Regions from separate parts of the Homo sapiens genome. Here regions 1 and 3 are each linked to region 2. Evidence: chromatin contacts called from ENCODE Hi-C or POLR2A ChIA-PET data. All regions are on one chromosome and are shown on one strand. Each heading gives the region's core, a stretch centred on a gene start or an enhancer-like site at or near the end of the contact. The rest is flanking DNA. Distances are from core to core; before and after follow the strand shown. Region 1 holds the start of KLHL20 (kelch like family member 20). Region 2 holds the start of ACBD6 (acyl-CoA binding domain containing 6). Region 3 holds the start of RABGAP1L-DT (RABGAP1L divergent transcript).

Region 1 (4,394 bases), core at 1,636-4,135, 6.8 Mb before region 2:
AAGCAATTCACAGAAGGGAAATCTGAATGCCACTTTCACATATGAAAAATGTTTGAACAGTAATGAGAGAAATAAACATTTAAACCACAGTGAATTACCATTTTATACCCAACCAATTGGCAAAAACAAATTTAAAGTTGGAAAACACCAACTGTGATGATAATATAGACCAACAAAAACCCTCAAACACTTGTAATGGAGAGACAACACAGCACTGTAGCTGAAAGCACAGACTCTAGAGCCATTGTGTATGGTTTCAAGTTATTGCTCTACTTCATAACTAGCTGTGTGACTTTGGGCAACTTACATAACATCTTGGTGCCATCTGTGAAACTGGAATGATGATAATAGATCCTACCTCGAGAGGACTAGTGTGAGTATTGATGAGTTACTATAACATGCTACATAAGTATTTGCTAGTATTATTATTACTGAAATAGAATAATGACTTTAGAGAGCAATTTGACTAGTGCTAATACAGTTGAAGCTGTGCATAGCATACAACCCAGCAATTTTGCTTCTGCGTGCACACCCCAAAGAAACACCTACAGGTGTACACAAGGAGGTATATGCAAGAATTTACATTGTAGCACTGTTTGTAATGGAGAAAACTGGAAATAGTCAAAATATCCATCTGCAGAAAAAAATGTTTTAAAAAATCTATGGTATATTCATATAATAGAATACTATAAAGCAGTGAAAATAAATAAATTAGTGCAGTAGTTCTCAAATTTTACCATGCACTATAATCACCTGGAGAACTTGTTAGAACACAGATTACTGGGGCCCACCTTCAGTTTTTGATTCAATAGGTCTGTAATGGGGCTCAAGGGTTAGCATTTTCCAAGTGATGTTGATGCTGCTGGTCCAGGACAACACTTTGAGAATCACTGAATTGGACCTTCATTGATCAACATGGACAAATCTTACAAACAGAATGTTGAGTGGAAAATGGAAGTTGCAAAAGAATACATATGCTTTGATACCATTTATGAAAAGTTTTAAAATATGGAAAAGAAATCATTTTACTGCATATGTATATATATCACATATACACATGCAGTAAAAATTTTCAATAAGATCACAAAGCTAGTCAGTTACAGGTCTAGGATTTGTACCTATGTGTATCCGTGAAATCGCCTTTGCAAACTGAAACCCCCTTTGCAAAAATTCTATCAGTGAGAAAATTATAGCAGTGGAGGAGATCTGATCTAGCCAAACCCCATCTTGCCTTTAGCTTTCAGTCTGTCCTTAATTATTCCTGGGCTTAAGCCAAGATAACTTTGGGAGACATTTAGTTTAATAGTTTAAATAATTACAGTCCTTCCCCAAAACTCAATTGCCTTTGTAAAGCTAATGAGAGACCACCAGACAACGGGGATAGATGAGCCTGAATTCTGTTAAGTGTAGACATAAGTGATTGCCAGCCATTATTCCAGAGGTCACAAGATATGCAACTTCCCCAATTACTCCTACAGATAACATCACTATTGTAGAATCTAGGATTGGCCTTTTTGGGTATATTTTTAAGTTTTTTGCATGTTTGACTACTGATGGCTCCACCTGGACCCACCAACTGTTCCTGTGGCTCCACCCAGAAACAACTCAGTAGGCAGGAGGACCATCTCCCATACCCCTATGACTGCACCAGTCAGCAGCAAGCACCCATTGCCTAGCCACCCCTACCCCTTTCCCCAGACTACCTTTGAAAAGAAACCTAGCCCCCAAATGCTCCAGGAGGCCGATTTGAGTAATAATATAACTGATTTGAGTAATAATAAAACTTCTTCCATTTTTCCACTCGATGTTGTGTAAAACTCTTTCTCCATTGCAATCCCTATACCTTGATAAATCATCTGTATCTGGGCAGCAGGCAAGAAGAATCCACTGGGCCACTATATCTGGATCTAAAGGCCATGTATTTTCCACTACAAGCTAATTAACAAGAGGTATCCTTTCCCCTCAGAAACAACTGGACACACCTGTGTAGATTCTACATAAAGAACAGCTAAAGAAAATCTGGTTAATACTTAGCCTAGTATACTTACCAGGAAATCAGCAACAGTCTTTCTCTGATATTCCTGAAATTGTAATCCCCACCTTACACTTGTATCACTTGTTTTCTAAATATTAATATACGGTAAAAATCAGGTGGCTGTGTGCTATGGGAAAATCTGGAGGAAAAGATAATTTTAAAAATATACTTTTTTGGCTCTGCTTGCTACTGAAAAAAAATTTTTTTAAGAAAATATACTCTTCCCTCCTTAACATTAAAGTGAATCCACAGAAGATGTGTTTGGTGAAGTGTCTGGTGGTGAATACTAAGTAGAAAGGGCAGACTAACACAGCCTTAGAGCCTGGATAAAATCCTGGTGTCCTGAAAGTTTGACCGTGGGAAATCTGGAGGATAAGGTCTATCTCTGGTCTGTCTATCTAACTTCTGCACCTTGCACATAGTAGAGGCCTGACAGATACATGCCAACCCATGTGTGCATGCAATAATTCAATCCACAATTAGGAACATTGTGCCAAAAGGAGACCCACCAACTAAAAAGAAATACAAATTCTTAGCTTTCTGTGACTACCCTTTACTGCCTTTGCTGGCGAAAACAAAGAAGAAAAGAGGAGGCTTCAGTATTCAAATACTGCCAGTTCCGCAGTGAATTCTAAAAATGGTTACTCTTGGGATACAAGGAACCCCCACGAGGATAAACAACCTCTGAGGTTACCTGAATGCCCCAGCAAAGGGCACGACTACTTCCGGAGCCGCACCGGAACCCCTTGGCGGATTATGTGGGTTCCTGCGGGAACGATTTAAGAATAGGACTACTTCCTGCTTCTGGATATGGGCCGGTGAAGGGAAAGGAAATAGCTCTACGAGCGGCATCCTGCCTGCGTTAGCGGCGGTGGAGGAGGAGGCAGAGAGGAGTGGAGGGCGGAGTAGACGGAGGAGGCTGCTGCAGAGAAGAAAGTGTCAGAGCCGGTAAGTGAGCCAGTCACCTTAGAGCAGGGGACAGCGGACAGCGCCCCAGGGCTCGCTTCGCAGATATGTGGTCCCAAGTTGCTGAGCTGCCCCATGGGGTCAGGTCGGTCGCCTGTCAGTCGGCGCCGAGAAGAGACTGTTGGGGCGCTGGGGCCGGGCCTCGCGGAGCGCCAGAGTGCGCTCTCGCTGGCTGACAGCCTATCTCGGGAGCCAGAGGAGGCCCCGGGCTTTGTCCTGCCTGGTGGTGCTGGGGTTTCGCATCCTGGACAGCTTCCCCAGACAGTGTTTGGAATTCAGGGAAGGAAGAAAGTACGTGCGCCCCCATTTAACCCTCGGGACCTGGCGAAATCCTGCTACGTGGGTAGTGAACATTGTATCGGGGACTGAAGGAAATGCTTGTAAAGAGTGTTAGTCTGGAGCCATACTTTCCCTGCCCTGTTCAAGCTCCCTGGACTGTCGGAAGCGGAGTTGTTTGTAAAGGCAAATGCAGACGCCTCCTCCTCCTGTCACTTCGGGACAAGTTAACAATCTTCAGATTCGTTATTAAAGCCTCGTGTACCCTATGTGATCTATCAGGTTAGTACTGCTGTGGGTATCTGGTGCTTGTTCTGTAAATATACTTGATGTCGAGATCACAGTTAAATATCTCCAAGCACTTTTTGAAGAGAAACAAGACTGACCTAACAGTCGGGACTATTTAGCATACTTTCCCTCACCTTTACTTTAATCGTTTTAGCATGCAGAGTAAGGATGGTAATCTTAAATGTACTAGATTAAGTTATTGTGCATCTGCAGAAGGCCTGTGGTATAATAGGATATGAAACTCTTGATAACTGACGAAATGAGTGAAATGATTATATAAAGATTGTTACTGTAAAGATCAGAAATAGCTTTTATTAAGTTCCTGCTTTTCTGTTGTCTTAGGTTCGGCTTTAGAGTGTGGTGAAGGGTACTTTTCATGGTGCATGGAAGGAAAGCCAATGCGCAGGTAGGCATTTAGGAAGAAAACCTTTGGTTTCACTGATTAAAATTCAGCATGTAATAATTTAAATTTTTAAAAAAGAGTTTCAATCTTACTAAATTCTGCTTGGAACTAATGAGTCTTGTTCTACAATAAATCAAAAGTAATATTAAGAATTAATAGCTTTTTAATAGAATAAAATACAGAAGTTGTTTCTGAAAAGTGCTGTGGATTGTATGTAGTGCTAAACACTTAAATTTTCCTTTTTTCATGTTTTTTACAGTAAATAATCATTAAGTTCATTATGATACTATATGGATTTATTATAATCTTCAGTTCCCTATAAAATGTAGAGGATTCTGTTCCCATGTAAGAATCATAATTATTTATAATATACTGTACTGCATGCCTAATTATGGTTTTGGTTATTTCCTTGATGTTCAATCATAC
Region 2 (4,279 bases), core at 1,099-3,598:
AAAGAAAAAAAGTTTACACATTTTTAATAAAACAAAATAGGCTATTATCCAGAATTTCCTTTCCTCTAGTGTTTCAAAGAGCTGTAATTTTCCTGAACTGTTATTTAACTCTTGTCAGCAATTTTTCAGGTATGTTCAAACCTAGACTCCTCAAGTACTTTAAGTCTCTTAAAGCAAATGTTGGCGGGGCGTGGTGGCTCACACCTGTAATCCCAGCACTTTGGGAGGCCAAGGCAGGCAGATCACCTAAGGTCAGGAGTTCAAGACCAGCCTGGCGAACATGATGAAACCCCGTCTCTTCTAAAAATACAAGAAATTAGTTGGGCATGGCGGCAGGCACCTGTAATCCCAGCTACTCGGGAGGCTGGGACAGGACAATCGCTTGAACCGGGGAGGTAGAGGTTGCAGTGAGCTAAGATCCAGCCACTGCACTCCAGCCTGGGCAACAGGAGCAAAACTCCATCTCAAAAAAAAAAAAAAAAAAGTGTCAGCCAGGTGCAGTGGCTCATGCCTGTAATCCCAGCACTTTGGGCAGGTGGATCGTCTGAGCTCAGGAGTTCAAGACCAGCCTGGGAAATGTGGTGAAACCCAGACCCTCTGTAAAAAAAAAAAAAAAAAAAAAAAGTGAGTGTCATGATGTTTTTGCTTCTCTGCAAAGTGTCATGATGTTTTTGCTTCTCTGCATTCTCTGTAGGCATTATACCCAAGTGTCTTGCACATAAAAGCTGCTGAACAAATATATGTTGCTTATGATAAAGCAATTATTTTCCTTCTGGTACCAACCAATGTCACCCTGAATTATAAATTAAACGTGTCTATACACCTCCCTATTTCCAGGTAAAGTTCACAGCCTTAGACTGAGTCAGGAGCTACAATCCAGTTCTGACTGATGTATTTGTATGACCCTAGGAAAGGTGCCTACTCTCTATGGCCTTCAGTTTCCTTTACTGTAAAAGAAGGGCATTATTTCCTCTGGTGTTCATAGCTCTAAAATTTTTAGATTGTATCAAACAGAAAGGAAGACATACTCAACGAAAACATAAATCAAAGATATTTAGGATTTTATAAAAATCACAATAAAAGTTGTAATACTGCATTTTGCATTGCATCACATTATTATTATTATTATTATTTGAGGTGGAGTTTCTTCGCTCTTGTTGCCCAGGCTGGAGTGCAATGGCGCACAATCTTCGCTCACCGCAACCTCCGCCTCCTCAGCCTCCCGAGTAGCTGGGATTACAGGCATGCGCCACCACGCTCGGCTAACTTAGTAGAGACGGGGTTTCTCCATGTTGGTCAGGCTGGTCTCCAACTCCCGACCTCAGGTGATCCTCCCGCCTCGGCCTCCCAAAGTGCTGGGATTACAGCCGTGAGCAACCACGCCCAGCCCTGCATCACATTATTACAATCCTATTATCTTTTTGGATCTCTATATAGTTTTATTAACTTTACCGTATTTACTTCCATGTGGCCCTCTGGGAAAGAGTAAATGAATGATATATCTTATTTTATCCTCATTTTGTAAAGGTTCTTGGGCTGGTAAAATGCAAGATCACTGAATAAGTCAGAGAAAAAAACACAAAAACAATGTCCAGTGTCCAGCTAAATAAACATCACTCCTAAGAAAGCAAACATCTTTTCCACGTTCAGGATGATGCTCATCCCCAGCAGATGGTCAAAAAAAAAAAAACAAAACAAAATACACATACACAAGCTTCATTACACCTAGCTATTAACCATACATGCTTGCTATCAGTTGTTGAGGAAGAAGGCTCCGTGTCTTTCTCCCCCATCCACCCTCTCCCTGCTACTTTACCTGTTTGTACCTGGCATACAGGTACAAGAGCTGCTCCCTGCTGGCCACCTGAATCAGGCCTTGCAGGTGCGCGGCAGCCTTCTCAAACAGCTCGGCCAGGCAACTGGTCTCCTCGATCTCAGGGCTATGGGGGAACTCCACCTCCCCGGAGTCGTCCCCTGAGCTCAGCTCTCCACCGCTGTCGCCGGTGATGGCCCCCGCGGGCAGGAATGATGAAGCCATGTCTCCTTGCTCGCTCCGTCCCTCTGTGTCCGGTCTGTCCTCCTTGGATTGGGTGTAAGGCCGGCTTGGAGGCCTGGCCCACCAGTCTGGGTCGCGAGCCTGAGCTCCAGTCGGACCCAAGCTCAGTCGCGGCGCGCTCCCTCACGTGACCCTGCTCCCTGCCCACTTCTACTCCCTGGGCGTGCAGAGCAGGCTCCTCGACCCTCTGCCGCTCTGCCCAGTCGACCCGGTCTCCTCCGGCTTCCCTCCGGCCAACAGCGCGCTCAGGCTCGCCTCAGGCCCCTCCAACGGAACAGGAGTCGAGGGGCAGTGAGGCCGGGATGCGTGCGAGCGCGGGGCGCGGCTGGCGCTGGGCCGTGGGGGCGGGGCGGCGTGCGTGCCAGCGGCGTGCGATTCTGTGAGGCCTGCTCTGCGCCGGCGGGGAAGCGCGGGCGACGCTACGCTGGACGTCCTTCCCTGCCGGAGGAGAGAAAGTGCCGTCAGCTGTAGGGGCGTCTTTTAATCGTTTCGCTGAAATTAGCAGTCCCGAGCTCCGGAGCCCGCCACCGGGATGGGCCCCCGGGGGTGGGGGAAGGAGGCCGTTTGTGTGGTAGTGTAGCGGTGAGAGCGGAGTCGCGGGAAACGCGAGGCTGAGGACTAAGGTTCCGCCTGCCCCAGATTGTGCGCCCCAAGCGCCTCCAAACAGCCCTGCGCGCGGATCTGTTGCGTGCGCGTTGGGCTCTGTGTTGAATAATGAAAAACTGCGAGATGGGGCTGTCCCGTCTTACTGTGTGACTGATGAGTGGAATCACTGCTCTGCGTGTTTCGCTCTCCACACCTTCGGAGCCCGCACCTCTCCGGGCCCTGAATAATAGGGTTTGGGGAGTTCGGGGCGCGCCTTAGCCCAGTTCTCATCCCGAGCTCTGTCTTTGACACTGTGCTTTGTAGACACTGTACAGTGAAACCAGAAGTACGGCACAGTTCGGCCCTAGAGGAATGCACAAAACTATTTTTTTAACTGTAACATTATGAGTGGTTATGTCCTAAATGTTAAACACAACGACGCACTATATATTCATTTAGTATTCAAAACAATGTAATAAGCACTATAAGAAGGGTACAAAGAAAGTGTTGTAAACAGTGGTTATTGACTGGGGTTAGGCTTGCGACGGGTGGACGGACGGCTGGACAGGATGAGGAAGCAATGAGAGAACACAGGAAGGTGAGAAAGCTTGCATCAGGATTCAACAGACATTCCTTAAGTCTCCAGAAAGTTCCACTGTTAGTCCCTGCTGTCAAGGTGCTCGCAATCCAGTCAAAGGGATGTTTAATGACCAAATTCTTGCAATTAAAAAGTGATTAAGAATAATGTATTGAGGACTTGATCATTACAACATAAGGTAGGTACTCTTATTTTACTACACATAGGAAATCAGCACAGAGTGGTTAAGTAACTTGTCAAAGGCTACACAGCTAGCAAATGGAGGAGCAAGGAAAAAGAAGTTAGCTTTCATGTGGGGTAATAATGGATGATGAACCCGACAAGTAGACTGAAGGAGATATAACATGGACTTTTATATCTTTGTTTCTAGAATTTTTATTAAAGTGAGAATTGAATATTATCAACGGCTTTTTTGGCATCTTTGGAGATTATCTGCTTTTCTCCTCTAGTCTTCGAAAGGAATTATATTAACAGTTTCTATTTTAATGAATTATATTAACAAAAATAAATTTGGGATTTAATGAATTATATAATAGCTAACATTGATAAATTAGTATGCATTATTTCAAAACCTCCTAGTTTTGAGCATTACTTCTGTTCTTGGAATAAACCCATTCTGGTCCTGGTTTGGTTTTTTTAAAAAATTTGTAGGTTCAGTTTGCTAATATTTTCATTATCTTTACAGTTCCATTTAAAGATGTCATTAACCTATAGTTTTCCTTTTCTATACTTTCTCAATTTTGTATCAAGGTAATAGAATCCTTGTAGAATGCATTTAGAAGTTTTCATCTTTTTCTGTATTCTGGAAGAGTTTACATAACATGGGAAAGAGAGCAACCAGAATTCTTTTACACTGCTGGTGTGAGCATAAATTGGTACAATCACTGTGGAAAAATGTTTGGCACTATCTACTAAAGCTGAACATAAATATACAACAATTCGACTCCTCCCCAGCGGGAATATATACATGGCATTCACCAAAAACATGTACGAGAACATTCATAGCAGCACTATGAACTAATTCCTAATTGCTCCAAACT
Region 3 (4,437 bases), core at 383-2,882, 6.3 Mb before region 2:
GGAAAAGTTCAGTTTTAAAGAATGACCCCTGTTGATGAGAGGTGTTACATGTGGCCATGGGACAGGATTTTTCTTTTCCTTATAGCAAGTTGGCACATGAAGATAGCATGCTCCACTTAAATAGAAGAATTAACTCGCAGTGGCCAGTGGTGTCCACTATTGCTTTCAAAGACATATGGAACTGAATTTGGGGAACACTAAACTTGTTTTGGACTTGCCATTTTTTTTTTAAATTCTTTTTTAGCTAAGTTACCTATTGAATGCCCATAATTACCACATCCATTGTCCTTTTTTGTCAAAAAGCTTCACTCCAGTTAGAAGATACCTGAAGGCAGAAACTGCGGCTTTGTCAACTGTTGATTTCCTCATGGCGCGCAGTGTAAATTTACTAGTACTTTATTTAGTAGAGGCTTAGTACTTACTGGTTGGCAGATTTATTAATAGTTCCTGTACATCTCAGGAAATCAACAGATGATTTATGTTATTCTAACCCTAACTTTATTAAATATAATAAAAACTTTCAGCATTTATTGTCAGGCCCAGGGCTAGGTAGGCTCCTGAGATACAGAAGTTAATAAGGGAAGCAGCCCAGAAGGTAGGGGAAACAAAAAAATAGTTACAACACTCTTGATATGTCTCAGCATCTATAGACATTAACATCAGGAAAAGCGGGGGTGTGGGGGGAAGGAATTTGTCAGGGAGGGCCCTTTGGACAAATGTCACGTTTCTCAGAGTAGCTTTTAAATATGGGTGGGAAAATGAGGGCAGGGGAATTGAAGTGGGATAGAAGGGAGATATTTAAACTAAAGTCATTCTATGGCTGCAATCACTGGACACTATATTCACTTATCCATGCAATCACATTCATTGAGTGCTTCCTATGAGTTAGGCAGGGTGCACAGTGTAAGATACAAATGAATGATACAGGTTCACAGCGGTTGTCTAGTGGGATAAAATGCTGCACAGGGCAACCTGGATAAGCCTGACATGTTAGGTGCCACAAAACTACAGAACAAAGTGCTAAGGAGATTCGGAAAATTTACAGGTCATTTCTGGTTGCAGGATCTAGAAGAAGGATGTCCACAATTCAAGGATCAGTACAATCTTCGTAGCGAAAAAGCGTTGGTTTATTCTACCTCTACCTAGTTTGTACCTCAACATCTTTTACCCCAAAGGATAAAAAGGTGCAAATGAGGGCACATTTTCTTCATATAATACGTAATGGTGCTTACTTATTGCTTTCCTGTTCATTCCCCGCAGGTGATTTCCCTCTTCAGTCTCCCCCGAGTCTCACAGAAGGAACTAACAAGGGAGCGCTTCACAAGCACACAGACACCTTCAAACAGGCGCAGAAGAGTACTTGGTGAAAAAGTATTCTTTCAGGTGACTTTCCTTAAGATTACTGAGCATTAAGAATGAAAATATGTAAACCAGGTTTACGAGCAAGAAAATAATCTCTCCACATTCAGAGTTAATCTTCCGAACTCAGCAACTGCCAGTAGAACGCACCCCGGTCAGGGCGGGCTCGCGGGCGCGGTCCCACCCCCAGGCCCCTCCGCCGCGGAGGTTCTCCAGCGCCGCCCGTACTCCCGCCTTTCGCGCGTCCCTGCTCTAACAGCTCTGGTTCTGTCAGGACCTCACTCCTCCGCTCCCGGCGCAACCGCGGCCACGCAGCGACGTGCACGCGCGTGTGCGCCGCCGCCGCCCGGCAGAGTGGGCGCCTCCGACATCAGGAGCGCGCACGCCGCGCAGAGGGGCCTGGACGAGCGCGCTTCCGACCCGCCGCCACCGCCTCCTCCCCTCCTTCTCGGCCCGCCCCCTCCCTCGCCTCTTCCTGCCAGGCGGCCCTTCTCCCCTCCCCTCTCAGTTCCCTCCGCCCTCCTCGGGCTCCAGCGGTGGCGGAGCGAACGGGACCGGCCCGGCTTCAGAGCGCGAGGTGGAGGGTGGAACGCGGGCGCCTGAAGGAGTTGTTGTCTCGGCAGCGCCCGCGGAGACGTGAAGAGGTGAGGCGAGGACGGCCTCCTAGGGACACGAGGGCGGCCCGGCGGCCCGGATCCGCGGGCCGAGGCTGCCTGGGTGTGTTGGCGTCGGGCTGAGCCTGGGGAGGGTCGAGATGGGGCCCCAGCCGAGGACTGGGATGCGGGAGGACCGCGGTAAGGAGGGTAGGGGGCGGGTTCAGGACTGTCGGCCGCCTCCCGGACACCGCAGTTCTCCCAGGTGGCCGCTCCTCGCGGATAGGGCGGGCGGGGTCGGCGCCCTTACCTGGGGGTGGGGTAGTGGCTTTGGCGGCCGCCTCCTCCAGCTGTGCCCTCCTGACATTGCTGCCTCGGCGGCTGCCGCCCGCTGCTACGCTGTGGCTGCTGCTGGATTCGCAGTCCCAGCCGCCCTGCGTCCGGTGGGCGAGTGGTTAGGGTATTTTCTTACCCACACGCAGGCTTCTGTACTCGACCATTTCTCTCCCTCGCCCTTCCTCTTCCTCCGCCGAGCACTTTGCTCGGCTCCTGCTGTTGATGCTTGTGGTTTTGCAGTTTGGGATGGGATGCGTTCCGGGCAGATCCCTACCTGTAGGGAATGCCCCGCTTCAAAGTTGACCTCCTGAGCCATGACAAACACCTCCCCCCAACCCCCACCCACCTTGTGAGTGCTCAGTGTCCTGATAACTGAGTCAAAGTTTCTGAGACTGGGCTAGTACTTTGCACTGGTCGCCAACGGTACAGGGCTGGGCAGTGCGTCAGCATGTGGAAAGGGGCCACCGGCTAGCGGGAGGTGGCCGGGTGCATGGGAGCTGAACTGACGGGTTTCAGATACTAGGCAGTGTGTCCAGGTCCTTGGATCTCTCAGATAGGGTTATATTAGAATATGTACCAAAACTTGGGTGGTCACTTGCAAAATTGGTTTCATGCAAGTAAACTGAAATGCCAGCCTTATTACACTAATGGTAAGGAGAACTTTTGCTTGCCTGACAGATTTCAGCGCAGTTTGGAAAATGATTTTAAGGCCTTTATTTTTGGCACTGGAGGGGTTTAGGGATTTTTAATACATTTAAATTTCCTCGTGCATAGTGGGAGGTAAGTAGTTGCTTGTTAAAATTCTGAAAACACAGTTTCATGAAAACCTTCTGACTTTTCTTACAGTAGTGTTTATATTTGGCATCTTCCGTAGAATATCCATTAGTTATGATGTCAGAAGATACGGATGTGAAGTTTGCTTTTTGTGATCACATTGGAAGTGGATTTTGTTCATGGAAAATACTGGTTCACAAGCTCCTAGTACTAGAAAACTGGCCTGTGATTCATTTTCTCAGTAGAGCGTCCCTTATGAAATTGACAATGAGATTTCTAAGGAGAAAGACTAGTTGAACTTTATGTATACATTATCATCAAATTGTATTAAATGTACACCTGCCTGAGGGGTTAGCTCTAGACTTTGAGTTAGACTGGTGTCTATACTAAATCAGTTCAATAAATGCGCTGATATTATGTATTATTCATTTGGAGAGAAGTAGATAAAGCAGGGCAGAGTTTATATTTTAACATATTATGTAGCCTACATTTGCTCTGATGTGTATTATTATTATTATTATTATTATTATTATTATTATTTTTGAGACGAAGTTTCGCTCTTGATGCCCAGGCTGGAGTGCAACAGCGCGATCTCGGCTCACCACAACCTCCGCCTCCCGGGTTCAAGCGATTCTCCTGCCTCAGCTTTTTGTGTAGCTGGGACTACAGGCATGCGCCGCCACGCCTGGCTAATTTTGTATTTTTAGTACAGACTGGGTTTCTCCATGTTGGTCAGGCTGGTGGAACTGCTGACCTCAGGTGATCTGCCCGCCTCAGCCTCCCAAAGTGCTGGGATTACAGGCGTTAGCCACAGCGCCCGGCCTCTGATGTGTACTAGTAAGTCATATGGGGAGAAGTAGATGAAATAGGGTAGAGCTTATATGTGAACATATTATATAACCTACATTGTCCTCTAGAAAGCTGGAAACAAGTTAGTAAGTCTCAGTACTATTGGGGCATATGGTGAATATACAAACCAACCTAAAAAAGTGTGACTGTAAATAGATGAAGTTTGTTTGTTTCTTTTAAAGAGACAAGGTCTCGCTCTGGCGCCCAGGCTGGAGTGCAGTGGCTCAGTCCTAGCTCACTGCAGCCACGAAGTTCTGGTCTCAAGAGATCCTCCCACCTCAGCCTCCTGAGTAGCTGGGACCACAGGCACATGCCACCAAACCTGGCTAATTTTTTGTTTTATTTTTGTAGAGTCAAGGGTCTCACCATGTTGCTCAGGCTAGTCTCCAACTCCTGGCCTCAGGCAGTCCTTGCGCCTCAGCCTCTCGAAGTGCTGGGATTACAGGCCTGAGCCAACGGTGCTTGTCCCATTTTTTTTTTTTTTCACCTGAGTTATTTGATGGGAATTTCTATATATTACAGTTGC

Evidence for each region. A loop is a pair of places that touch in the nucleus more often than their neighbours do. ChIA-PET counts read pairs that join two places held with the same protein, here RNA polymerase II (POLR2A). Pooled maps may share reads with other maps.
Region 1: a loop to region 2 is called in a pooled map, with 19 times the contacts of the local background. The contact joins the promoter of KLHL20 here to the promoter of ACBD6 in region 2. A Hi-C loop is called at or near these places in 2 of 50 pooled maps. POLR2A ChIA-PET finds 5 or more read pairs at or near these places in 2 of 52 experiments (GM12878 and OCI-LY7).
Region 3: a loop to region 2 is called in a map of naive thymus-derived CD4-positive, alpha-beta T cell, with 24 times the contacts of the local background. The contact joins the promoter of RABGAP1L-DT here to the promoter of ACBD6 in region 2. A Hi-C loop is called at or near these places in 1 of 168 maps with a recorded cell type or tissue (naive thymus-derived CD4-positive, alpha-beta T cell) and 4 of 50 pooled maps. POLR2A ChIA-PET finds 5 or more read pairs at or near these places in 1 of 52 experiments (activated CD4-positive, alpha-beta T cell).

Annotation. Positions count from the first base shown.
Region 1 is chr1:173,712,096-173,716,489 of GRCh38, forward strand. KLHL20 (kelch like family member 20) reads left to right here and starts at 2,886. Exons shown (of 12, transcript NM_014458.4): 1 at 2,886-2,983; 2 at 3,908-3,971. The coding sequence starts at 3,949. It also overlaps a transcript of ANKRD45 not described here. RefSeq lists enhancers at 2,790-2,979, 3,060-3,429.
Region 2 is chr1:180,500,229-180,504,507 of GRCh38, forward strand. It overlaps ACBD6 (acyl-CoA binding domain containing 6), which reads right to left and starts at 2,349. Exons shown (of 8, transcript NM_032360.4): 1 at 1,817-2,349. The coding sequence starts at 2,038. RefSeq lists enhancers at 756-1,271, 1,272-1,787, 1,895-2,395, 1,917-2,106 and a silencer at 2,317-2,416.
Region 3 is chr1:174,157,655-174,162,091 of GRCh38, forward strand. It overlaps RABGAP1L-DT (RABGAP1L divergent transcript), which reads right to left and starts at 1,633. Exons shown (of 4, transcript NR_121197.1): 1 at 1,510-1,633; 2 at 1,233-1,336. RABGAP1L (RAB GTPase activating protein 1 like) reads left to right here and starts at 1,866. Exons shown (of 26, transcript NM_001366446.1): 1 at 1,866-2,003. RefSeq lists silencers at 1,572-1,971, 2,092-2,271.